Regions from separate parts of the Homo sapiens genome. Here region 1 is linked to region 2. Evidence: chromatin loops called from intact Hi-C (ENCODE). Cell type or tissue: MCF 10A. All regions are shown on one strand. Links, peaks and the distances in the headings refer to the core of each region. The heading gives the core; the rest is flanking DNA.

Region 1 (5,383 bases), core at 73-5,072, 92 kb before region 2:
ATTTCTTTGCCATGATAATGTACTATGCTATTAACTTTCCTTACTACATTTATCCCTTAGGGTTAAATCATAATTATGTTGCCATTAAATTATTGCCATCACTTTATAAAATTTAACATAAAAAGCATTATTAGCAATAGCCAAAAGATGGATACAACCCAAAGGTACATCAATGGATGAATGGATAAACAAAATGTGGTATACCCACAATGGGAAATTATTCCGTCATAAAAAGGATTGAAGTCTCGGCCAGGCACGGTGGCTCACACCTGTAATCCCAGCACTTTGGGTGGCCCAGGCAGGCGGATCATGAAGTCAAGAGATCGAGACCATCCTGGCCAACATGGTGAAACCTTGTCTCTACTAAAAATACAAAAATTAGCTGGGCGTGGTGGCGGGCGCCTGTAGTCCCACCTACTCGGGAGGCTGAGGCAGGAGAATGGCGTGAACCCGGGAGGAGGCGGAGCGTGCAGTGATCCGAGATCGTGCCACTGCACTCTAGCCTGGGCGACAGAACGAGACTCCGTCTCAAAAAAAAAAAAAAAAAAGGAATGAAGTATCAATACATACTACAACACGGATGAAACATTGTTAAGTTTAAAAAGCCAGCCACGAAAGGTCACATGAAATATCTTGAATAGGTAAATCCATAGAAACAGAAAGTGTATTAATGGTTTCCAGTGGCTGATTGAGGAGAGAAAGGGGAGTGACTGCAAAAGAAATAATGTCTCCTTTGCAAGTGATGAAAATGTTTTGGAGCTATAGAGGTGGTTCTTGTAAATACACTAAATACCACTAAATTTTACTCTTTAAAATTGTTAGTTTTATGTTAGACAAATTTTTTCTCAATGTTTTAAGTTGCCATAAAGTAGAAAGTATTCCACTAAAATTTGATTAAACTTTAAATAAGATTTAAACCCTTTGTTGTTGTTGTGTTTGTTTTTTTTTTTTTAGATGGAGCCTTGTTCTTGTTACCCAGATTGGAGTGCAGCAGCACAATCTCGGCTCACTGCAAACTCCACCTCCCAGGTTCAAGCAATTCTCTGCCCCAGCCTCCCGAGTAGTTGAGATTACAGGCACCTACAACCAAACCTGGCTAATTTTGGTATTTTTAGTAGAGATGGGGTTTTACCATGTTGGCCAGGCTGGTCTCAAACTCCTGACCTCAGGTGATCCACCCACCCTCAGCCTCCCAAAGTGCTGGGATTACAGACATGAGTCACCATGCCAAACCAGATTTAAAACCTTTTTAATAATAATTTGATATCTAATTTACAATGGGTTCTAAATGACCCAACATAAATCATATGAATACATGTATTTAATTAAATAAAATGAAAGCCTCTTTCTGTTATGGTACAATTATTTTTCTATATCAATTCAACTGGTACTTTAGTTTCATCTTAAGCATATATGTGACTACTTCTTCTTTCAAACTATATGTTTAATCTTATTTAGAAGACATCTAGAGCCAAAATTAACAAGCAGTTCCATTTCTTTTCTACATGCAGGTTTGTGTTGGTAAACCATTCAGTGCTAAATTTTTCTTTTCACATCACTTACAGAAGCAATATAGCAATTTCCTGTGACAGTGGCACACTTCAACCTTCAGACCTTGCTCCCTTGCTCAAAACAAGAAAAGTTGAAATAATGTAAAAATGATTACTTCAATATAAAAAATAATTATTTAAATACACAGCCATGCTCAAGGTACACTTGGAAGAGGGCCAAGCGGGTGACTTGAGAGATCAAGTGCACCATTTGGCCTTTGACATAGGGTTGTATATGCTGGCATACTTCTGGGGTTTTGAATCCCTTCTCCCCTGATTCTTCCCTTGGGATGGGCAGTCCGCATGCGCAGTGGCCTGCTAGCACTTGGGAGGGGAACATGCACAGTGTGTTTACTGGAGCTGTATGCATGCTCACTTGAGGCATTCTTCCCTTATCAGTCAAGTGTTTCTATAAGGTTATATACCAGTTAAACTCCACCATTTTACCTCTTAGTGCACATACATGAGCCTACTTGCCCAACTTCTGAGATATTATCGGTAAGCTGCTGATCACCAGCTTCAGGTTTTTCCATCTATTGGGAGACTGTTTCCCTGGCGCCAGCTGCACCGATTATTATTTTAGAGAAAGGGTGTAATAATGCCTGACCATCACCTGATGGTTGCCTGATATTCCTTGGGGTGGGATGGCCCTCTCCTGCCCTGCTCATGTCTGACTAGCTACCTACTGTAACAAAACTTCCTAAGCTTTTGGTGAAAAGTGAATCTTGAGAATTCAAAACACCAGATTTGCTCTATGTGCAGATGTGCAGCACTCTTTTCACTACTCATAAAGTATGAAAACCCACATTAAGAAGCTCATATAAAAACAATCACCGTAATGACCTATTGGACTCCCAAAGAAGAAAATTCCCACTGAAGAATTCATACACAAGATTTAAAAGAACAAGAGGAAATCCACCAGCAAAAAAGACAGACAATGCAGTAAATGGAAGAATTCACACTTAAAAGTGGTGAATATAGAATAATTTGAAAGAGACTTTATAAGTGTTTTTTAAAGTCCAGAGAAGTAAAGGAACAAACCCAAAAGTTAAAGGCATGACATTATTTTAAAAATAACAACCAGATTTGAGGATGAAAAAGAAATTCTATAAATTAAAGAGTCATTGAATCTTTTTATAAAGTTGATAATAATGGTTAAATACTGGGCTAAGAGTACCTCTTATCCAAATGATCACAACAGCTCTCCAGCAAGGGCACAGAACTGGGCTGAGGCTGAGATGGATGAATTGACAGAAGTAGACTTCAGAATGTGGGTAAAACAAACTTCACTGAGCTAAGGAGTATGTTCTAACCCAATGCAAAAAAGCCGAGAACCGTGATAAAACATTACAGGAGCTATTAACCAAAATAACCAGTTAGAGTGGAACATAAATGGCCTAATGGGGCTGAAAAACACAACACAAGAACTTCATAATGCAACAAGTATCAATAGCCAAATAGACCAAGTGGAGGAAAGAATCTCAGAGCTTGAACACCATCTTGCTGAAATAAGACAGGAAGACAAGATTAGAGAAAAAAGAATGAAAAGGAATGAACAAAACCGCTGAGAACTATGGGATTATGTAAAAAGACTGAACCTATACCTGGTTAGGACACTCAAAGAGATGGGGAGAATGGAACCACGCCTGAAACCATACTTCAGGATATCATCCAGGAGAACTTCCCCAACCTAGCAAGACAGGCCAACATTCAAATTCACGAAATCCAGAGAACCCTGGTAAGATACTCCATGAGGAGATCAACCACAAGACACATAATCATCAGATTCTCCAAGGTCAAAATGAAGGAAAAAAATGTTAAGGGCAACCACACCAAAAGACCAGGTCACCTACAAAAGGAAGTCCATCAGACTAACAGCAGAATTCTCAGAAGAAACCCTACAAGCCAGAAGAGATTGTGGGCCAATATTCAACATTCTTAAAGAAAATAATTTCCAACCCAGAATTTCATATTTGGCCAAACTAAGCTTCATAAGAGAAGGAGAAATAAATGCTTTCCATACAAGCAAGTGCTGAGGGAATGCGTCACCACCAGGCCTGCCTTGCAAGAGCTCCTGAAGGAAGCATTAAATACAGAAAGGAAAAGCCATTACCAGCCACTATAGAAACACACTGAAGTACACAGACCAATGACACTATGAAGCAACTACATTAACAAGTCTGCAAAATAACCAGCTAGCATCATGATGACAGGATCAAATTCACACACAAAAATACTAACCTCAAATATAAATGGGCTAAATGCCCCAATTAAAAGACACAGAATGGCAAGCTGGATAAAAACTCAAGAACTATCAGTGTGCCATATTCAAGGGGCCATCTCACATGCAAAGACACACATGGGCTCAAAATAAAAGAATAGAGAAAAATTTACCAAGCCAACAGAAAGCAGAAAAAAGCAGGGGTTGCAATTCCAGTTCCTGATATAACAGACTTTAAACCAACAAATATCAAAAAGACAAAGAAGAGTGTTACATAATGGTAAAGGGTTCAATTCAACAAGGGCTGACTATCCTAAATATATATTTACCCAATAAAGGAGCAACCGGGTTTATAAAACAAGCTCTTAGAGACCTACAAAGAGACTTAGACTCCAACACAGTAATAGTGGGAGACTTTAACACCCCACTATCAACATTAGACATATCATAGAGACAGAAAATTAACAAAGATATTCAGGACCTGAACTCAGCTCTGGATCAAGTGGACTTGAAACAGCCCCTCCCATCACAGGCCTGGAGGCCCAGAAGCAAAAAGTGGTTTTGTAGGATTTTGCATCTTAAAAAAAAATACTAGGCTAGACAGTTACTAAGAGAGAAGTAATAAGTTTGGAAAATAGAGCCCAAATACTTACAACACAGAGAAATAAAGCAAAAAACGTGGACAGAAGTGGGGTGTTTAAGTCTAAATCTTGTTGGTAACGGATAGGGCAATCTAACCTTAACGAATGCTGTGACACCAGAAGACAGGCTGGCTGCTGGCTTAATTCAAATACCCTGAGAAGAAAGCACTGCTAAATGCAAGCTGGTCCCCATTTCAAATTGAACTTGGTGATCTCACCCACCTGCTTCATTGTTCAGGTTCCAGAAAACCCTCTCCACACTTCTCCTTCTCTTGTCTTGGCTGTGCTGTTAGTCCTATCTGCTGCTTCTGCTTGATACTTTAGATGTCAAATCCATAGGCTTGAGTCACAAATACAAAGCCATAAATTAACCTTCCTTTAAATTCACCTAAAAGGATAGACTGCCCTAAATATGTCCATGAATGCTGGGTTTCAGGGCTGGATTCCATGGACCATGGATTTGTCCCATTGCAGCAGTTCTCAGTTTCATCTAACATAAAGAGACTTGTAAGGTCTTATGTGAACCAGCTCCTATAGTTTTTATGTCCCACATTTTTACTCTCTTTAATGAGTTTAAAATGTTCTAACCAGGCATACTTGCCTCTGAAAGAAATTCGGTGCCCTTATTTAGGAAGTCAAATGTATTTCTTTTTTTTTGCAAGGCTGGCACAATATAAAATGACCCAAAACTTGGAGTCAGTCACATAAGGAAGGGCCAGGCCACATTTTAGAAGGAAAAATCAAAGAAGGCAAGAGGCAGCATCTGGGATCTATCAGTCTGCTTGCCAAGAAGAGGCAGGGAGCCTGCGAAGATGCAGAGATGCAGGATTATCAGCATTAGGACCAAGAGCATTGAATTGTTCTGCTTTGGAGAGGCTCAGAAGATGTTACAGTGGCAGCAGGGTATCAGAGCCAACAACACGCATCACTTTAGGACAGGTGACTGGGCATCCCAATAAGAGTCAACAGGC
Region 2 (5,383 bases), core at 310-5,309:
ACACAGGTAGTAATTAGTGACTCTAAGACACAAAGCCCAGATGATTTGATTCTAGGGTCTTTAGTCTCAATGAGGATCACATAAAACATATTTCAACAACATTCATGTCAAATATAGAAAGAGGATGGCCTATCAGGTAGTGTACAGAGTGGTCTTGGGGTTAATCTCAAAAACATATTATCATCAGAGGCATTCATGAAAGCCTTGGGAGACTGAACTGCTCCTCTCACGATCATGGGTGAAGATGCAGAGACTGAACCAGTAGATCTATAAAAGTGGGATCAGGACTGATACTTTCCTGACTTGCTCACCTCATTCTACTCCAAAAGACAAGGAGTTTGTCTCTGTATTGATCCCTGCTATTGAATGTGCATTTTTCAAGGGATTCAAACATCATATGCATAAATATATATTCTTTCTTTGTCTTCTTTTGATTCCTTGAAGCTGAAGGAAGACAAGAACAGGGCTTGCTTTTTCCTGGGGAAAAACCTGTCCATCTCCATTTTACTTTGGTTGCTTTCTCTTTGAAGACCTACTTTACTCAACTGGTGAGGAAAGGTGAGCCTGGAGATGACTCTTTCTTGAGAGTTACTAGAGCTTCTTGCTCTTTTATTCATCATTTCTGGGGTGCCTCTGGCCCTTGCCATTACACAAGAAAAATCTGAGACTCAGGGATACACTTAATGGGAGGGAAATAGAAAAGATCAGTGATTGTTATTATCCTTGACTACGTATTTGAATTCACCTTGCTGGATTTTTTAAATTCTGTAGGCCAAGGCACATGTTATACCAATTTAGCCAGTATTTCTGGTGGCAGAGGAGAGGAGAACCCACGAAACAGTTTTTTTAAAAAATCCCAGATCATTCCAATGGGTAACTAGTGAAATAAACCACACAATCCATTTTAGTTCTAGACCTCAGAACTGCCCTTAGGATGAGCAATTATAATTTCCATTTGGCTCAGTGTAGACCATTAAAGGCCACAGCCAGAGCAGAATAAAGAATGTGCCTTGGTTCCATCATTTTATTCCATGAAAATATTAATATATTCCTAGTGGGGACTTTGCATGGTTAAATTGGAATAATAGTCCAAGGTCTTGGGTCAAATACTCTTTGGGTCAAATGTAATTCATATCTTCTTACCCCATAATATTTCTCAAAAATTGCAGAGCCATCATGTCTCTCTAATTACAACAGTGCTTTTTCCTATTCTCATTTCCCTCAAGTCTTCAAGCAACACTTGAACTAAAAATTAAGGCCTATCTAATTATAACATGCCTCCTAAAATACAAGAATTGAGTTTTTTGTTTTTTTTTTTTTTTTTTTTTGAGACGGAGTCTCGCTCTGTCGCCCAGGCTGGAGTGCAGTGGCGGGATCTCGGCTCACTGCAAGCTCCGCCTCCCGGGTTCACGCCATTCTCCTGCCTCAGCCTCCCAAGTAGCTGGGACTACAGGCGCCCGCCACTACGCCCGGCTAATTTTTTGTATTTTTAGTAGAGACGGGGTTTCACCGTTTTAGCCGGGATGGTCTCGATCTCCTGACCTCGTGATCCGCCCGCCTCGGCCTCCCAAAGTGCTGGGATTACAGGCGTGAGCCACCGCGCCCGGCCAAGAATTGAGTTTTTAATGTATCACAAAAACATTTCCAGAAGGAGGGAAAATGTATCTGACAGAAACACAAAAGGTCAGCCAAAACTTCTATTTAAGTGCATCATGAAACAAAAATTCTGGTTCTAAGTGTCCTATAGCTATGAAAAAAATCACATATTATCTTTGCCAAAGAAGAAATGTAAAAGAGTAGTAATACATAATAAAACTATGCAGAGATGAGGCCGGGCGTGGTGGCTCACGCCTGTAATCCCAGCACTTTGGGAGGCCGAGGTGGGCAGATCACGAGGTCAGGAGATCAAGACCATCCTGGCTCACAAGGTGAAACCCGTCTCTACTAAAAATACAAAAAAAATTAGCCGGGTGTAGTGGCGGGCGCCTGTAGTCCCAGCTACTCGGGCGGCTGAGTCAGGAGAATGGCATGAACCCGGGGGGCGGAGCTTGCAGTGAGCAGAGATCGCGCCACTGCACTCCAGCCTGGGCGACAGAGACTCAAAAAAAAAAAAAAAAAAAAAAAGCTATGCAGAGACAAAGAGGTTAAACAGAAGTATCAAAATAAAACAACCGTAGTCACAGTGGCTCTCAGGTGAGCTCACACATTACAATTGCCGGGTGAGCATCTTAAAAACCAATTGAACCAGAATCTTTAGACGTGATGCCCATGCATTGTTTGTTCTGTTTTGTTTTTCTTTTGCTCCCTGGGTGAATTCCAATGGTCAGCCAAGACTGAGAAACGGTATGCTAAGAAAGAGTTTCAGGACCTTGGACAGCTGTATCCTGCCAGGCAGTAGGAAGGGAAAAATAAAAAATTGAGACAATGTTTGTAAATAATTAATTTTTACTAAAGACACAAACATGTGGAAGGAATCAGAAAGGATAAATCACAAACCATCAAAGAAAACTGCAATTCTTGTGTAAAATAGTGTTCTTGAACCAAAATGACTTTACAGGGTCCAGGTAGAAGTAGACAAGGTTTGTTGCACAATAGTGGTTTACATTTATTCTTTTAACAAAGACACCCTCTGGATTTAGACTACTCTGCAGTTCCACACACACACACAAAAAAATGTTCTTTGAGTTTTCTAGAAAAGGCATGACCTTCTAGGTCTAGATTTTACTCTTCCACTTTTGATAGAAAGATACTTATGACATAATTGCATTTTCCTTTTTATTCTGCTATAAGAAAAGCAAAATTATAATAAATGGAAACTTCATAAGACAGATGACAACATGAAGGCTAAATAAAGCACATCTGTGGAACAATTTTGGCACATATAATATCAACCTGCAACTGATACAATTAACAGAAAAAATATACAAGATATGAAACTTTCTGTCTGGCTTACTTCAAAACTAAGCTCAAATTAATTCTCAGGCCATAATGTGCTATGATGTATGGGATATTTAAGGGAGAGAGAACTCTTCACTATTTTTCATCAGGCTTCCTAGTTCCCAGCTAAATTATATTCACAAATTTCCGTTTTGCAAAGCACCTGTTGACCTGATCACTATAATTCATGTAAGGCAAAGAACGATTGCAATTACCTGGATAATTCATGAAGAGCAGGGCATTCACATAGCATTTAGGACACTTCATTGTCATTTTCATTACAATGTAGGCAAATTATTTATTGAAAAACCAGATAAAGCAGTTCACATTTATCAGACAAAACCACAGAAGCACTGTGAAAATGCTTCAACCTTTTCTGTCAAATGTGGTATTTCAGTCAGTTAATCATTGCAAGCACCTTTCATTAAGCAAAGGAGTCTGACTGTGAAGGACTAAAGCCAAGCAAAATCAATCAATTATGGGAAAACAGAAAATGCCTACATTTATCTAGTTTATTTATAATTGATTAGTCACTGAACATCAAAAACAAGAGAGAAATTTTTTTCTATTAATAAAGTAAACGATTTTCATATTTTAAAAAAATAGGGATGCCTTTTAGGCATCTGTTTCCTCTTATATATGGTTGTTGACTTGATTATTTTAAACTTCTAGCTTTAGAGTTCAGCCTGCTACAGTCAGAAGCCAGTTTTTCAAACCATCCCACTGCCACTTCTGCACCATCCAGTGAGCTTTGTACCATGCTCTTTCCAAAGAGAATGGTGAGTGCTGGACTTTGGTTGAGTGCTGTGACTTTGGTGAGTGCTTTCAGAAAGGCAAATAAGGCATAATGTCAGAAATATTTACAGTTGCCAGCAATTCCATCTCTGAGCTAAAGTTATAAATACTTGACTAAATTCCAAAGGAATATTTATGAGGTTTTTCCCTGGAGAAAAAATTGCAATCTCTAAAAATGTGGTTAAAAAGAAATCTAGTTTGGAAAATGTGTTTCTTTTTGGTTTCACAGAACTTTGGAATCTGTGGTACAAGAAGCCCTAGGGCTCATCTCTTCTGACCCTTACCCCTGCCTCGGTGCCACATACAAAACTTAGAGCCTTGGGCTACTCTTAGTTGCTTTGGCTAAAGGCCTTGTTGGTAGGTCCTGCTTCTGGGTATTGTGGCTAAACCCTGTACATTAATTATGAACTAGAACAAGATCACTGTAAATTCTAGACGACTAAACAAATTGGTTTCCAAAGCACATATTTTTGCAATTTATTAACCATATGGGCAATCAGAGATACCAAATGTCATTAGTGCATATTTCATTATATATCCTGATTTCTATATTTGCTTTCCTAGAGTATAACATAGTATGTATTACTAAAGAACATAATGAAGAAAGGACCTAGTGATTTATAATAAAAAACTGATAGAATAGATAGCTAATAGTAATTAGGAAGTTTTCCCCCAAGTGGAAATTTTGCTCTATTTAGTTATTTTATTTTGTTTTTTTATTGAGGTGAAATTCACTTAACACAAAATTACCCACTTTAAAGTGAACAAAATAGTGTTATCTTTCTTGATATTTTAAAGCCTAGACTGGCTAACCATGCCATACCAGTGCTAAAACTGAAAGCTGCAATCAGTTAAAATGTTTTGTATTTTATGTTATGTTTATGCCAAATAAAAAGTTCAACTGATTTTTTTTTCCATTTAACTGACTATATTAGATACAGTTGACTCAAATTGACTGACTATTCAGGATATGCTTATATAACACTAAACTAACAGATCGACCAGAGGAAAAACAACAGTCAAGTCAATTGTGTTCTCATACATTTAGCTAATGAACATTTTAGTCTACCATTGTGCTGTCTTAGAGATATAAGTCAGCAGTCATTCCATTGAACCCTAAGACCTTCACAAAGAGTACTGTGCACTTGCTCACAGGACTTGACCTTATTATCTCCATCGTCACTCGGAGTTTGCAACATGGCTTTGACAACACTGTGTTCAGCTTTTCTGCTTCTGCCCAGGGAAGAATTATACCATCATATTTGACTCCTCCATATTAAGCATGAGCCTAGGCAGTGAGTGGCAAAATTGATAACATTTATATAAAGTCTGTTCTGTGGAATCTCCAAATTTGCTAATCAGAATCTTTCTCCTTCTTTGTTATAGTCTGGATGACCATTAAATTTCTGTATCTCTGCATGCTCAGGCCTGGATGCAAGCTCCTAAACCTTTCTCAACTCCAATTAACCTAGTGCTTTATGCCCAGTACCTTCTTGATTGCTTTTGATAATATAATAAACAATTCAGTACTACAAAGTCAAAGGCTGTTAACAAATGACACTTCACATTACTGTTGCACTTCAGCCTCAGAGACACACAGGGGGAACTAGTGAGAGGATTCTCAGACATCTTTCTAGGTTTGGGGCACCTA

What was found. A loop is a pair of places that touch in the nucleus more often than their neighbours do. Peaks named below come from ENCODE experiments on the same cell type or tissue, not always from the same donor. Only the 100,000 strongest peaks of a DNase experiment are listed, where the experiment ranks them.
Region 1: it touches region 2 in a loop (25-fold over the local background); 6 of 110 quality-filtered maps call a loop at or near these places.

The regions. Positions count from the first base shown.
Region 1 is chr10:58,055,306-58,060,688 of GRCh38, forward strand. No RefSeq gene overlaps it. Among named protein-coding and RNA genes, the nearest start is that of IPMK, 210 kb to the right of the region's middle. In MCF 10A, for the core only: no CTCF peak of the experiment used is centred there; no DNase peak of the experiment used is centred there.
Region 2 is chr10:58,146,777-58,152,159 of GRCh38, forward strand. No RefSeq gene overlaps it. Among named protein-coding and RNA genes, the nearest start is that of IPMK, 120 kb to the right of the region's middle. In MCF 10A, for the core only: no CTCF peak of the experiment used is centred there; a DNase peak (open chromatin) is centred at 2,345.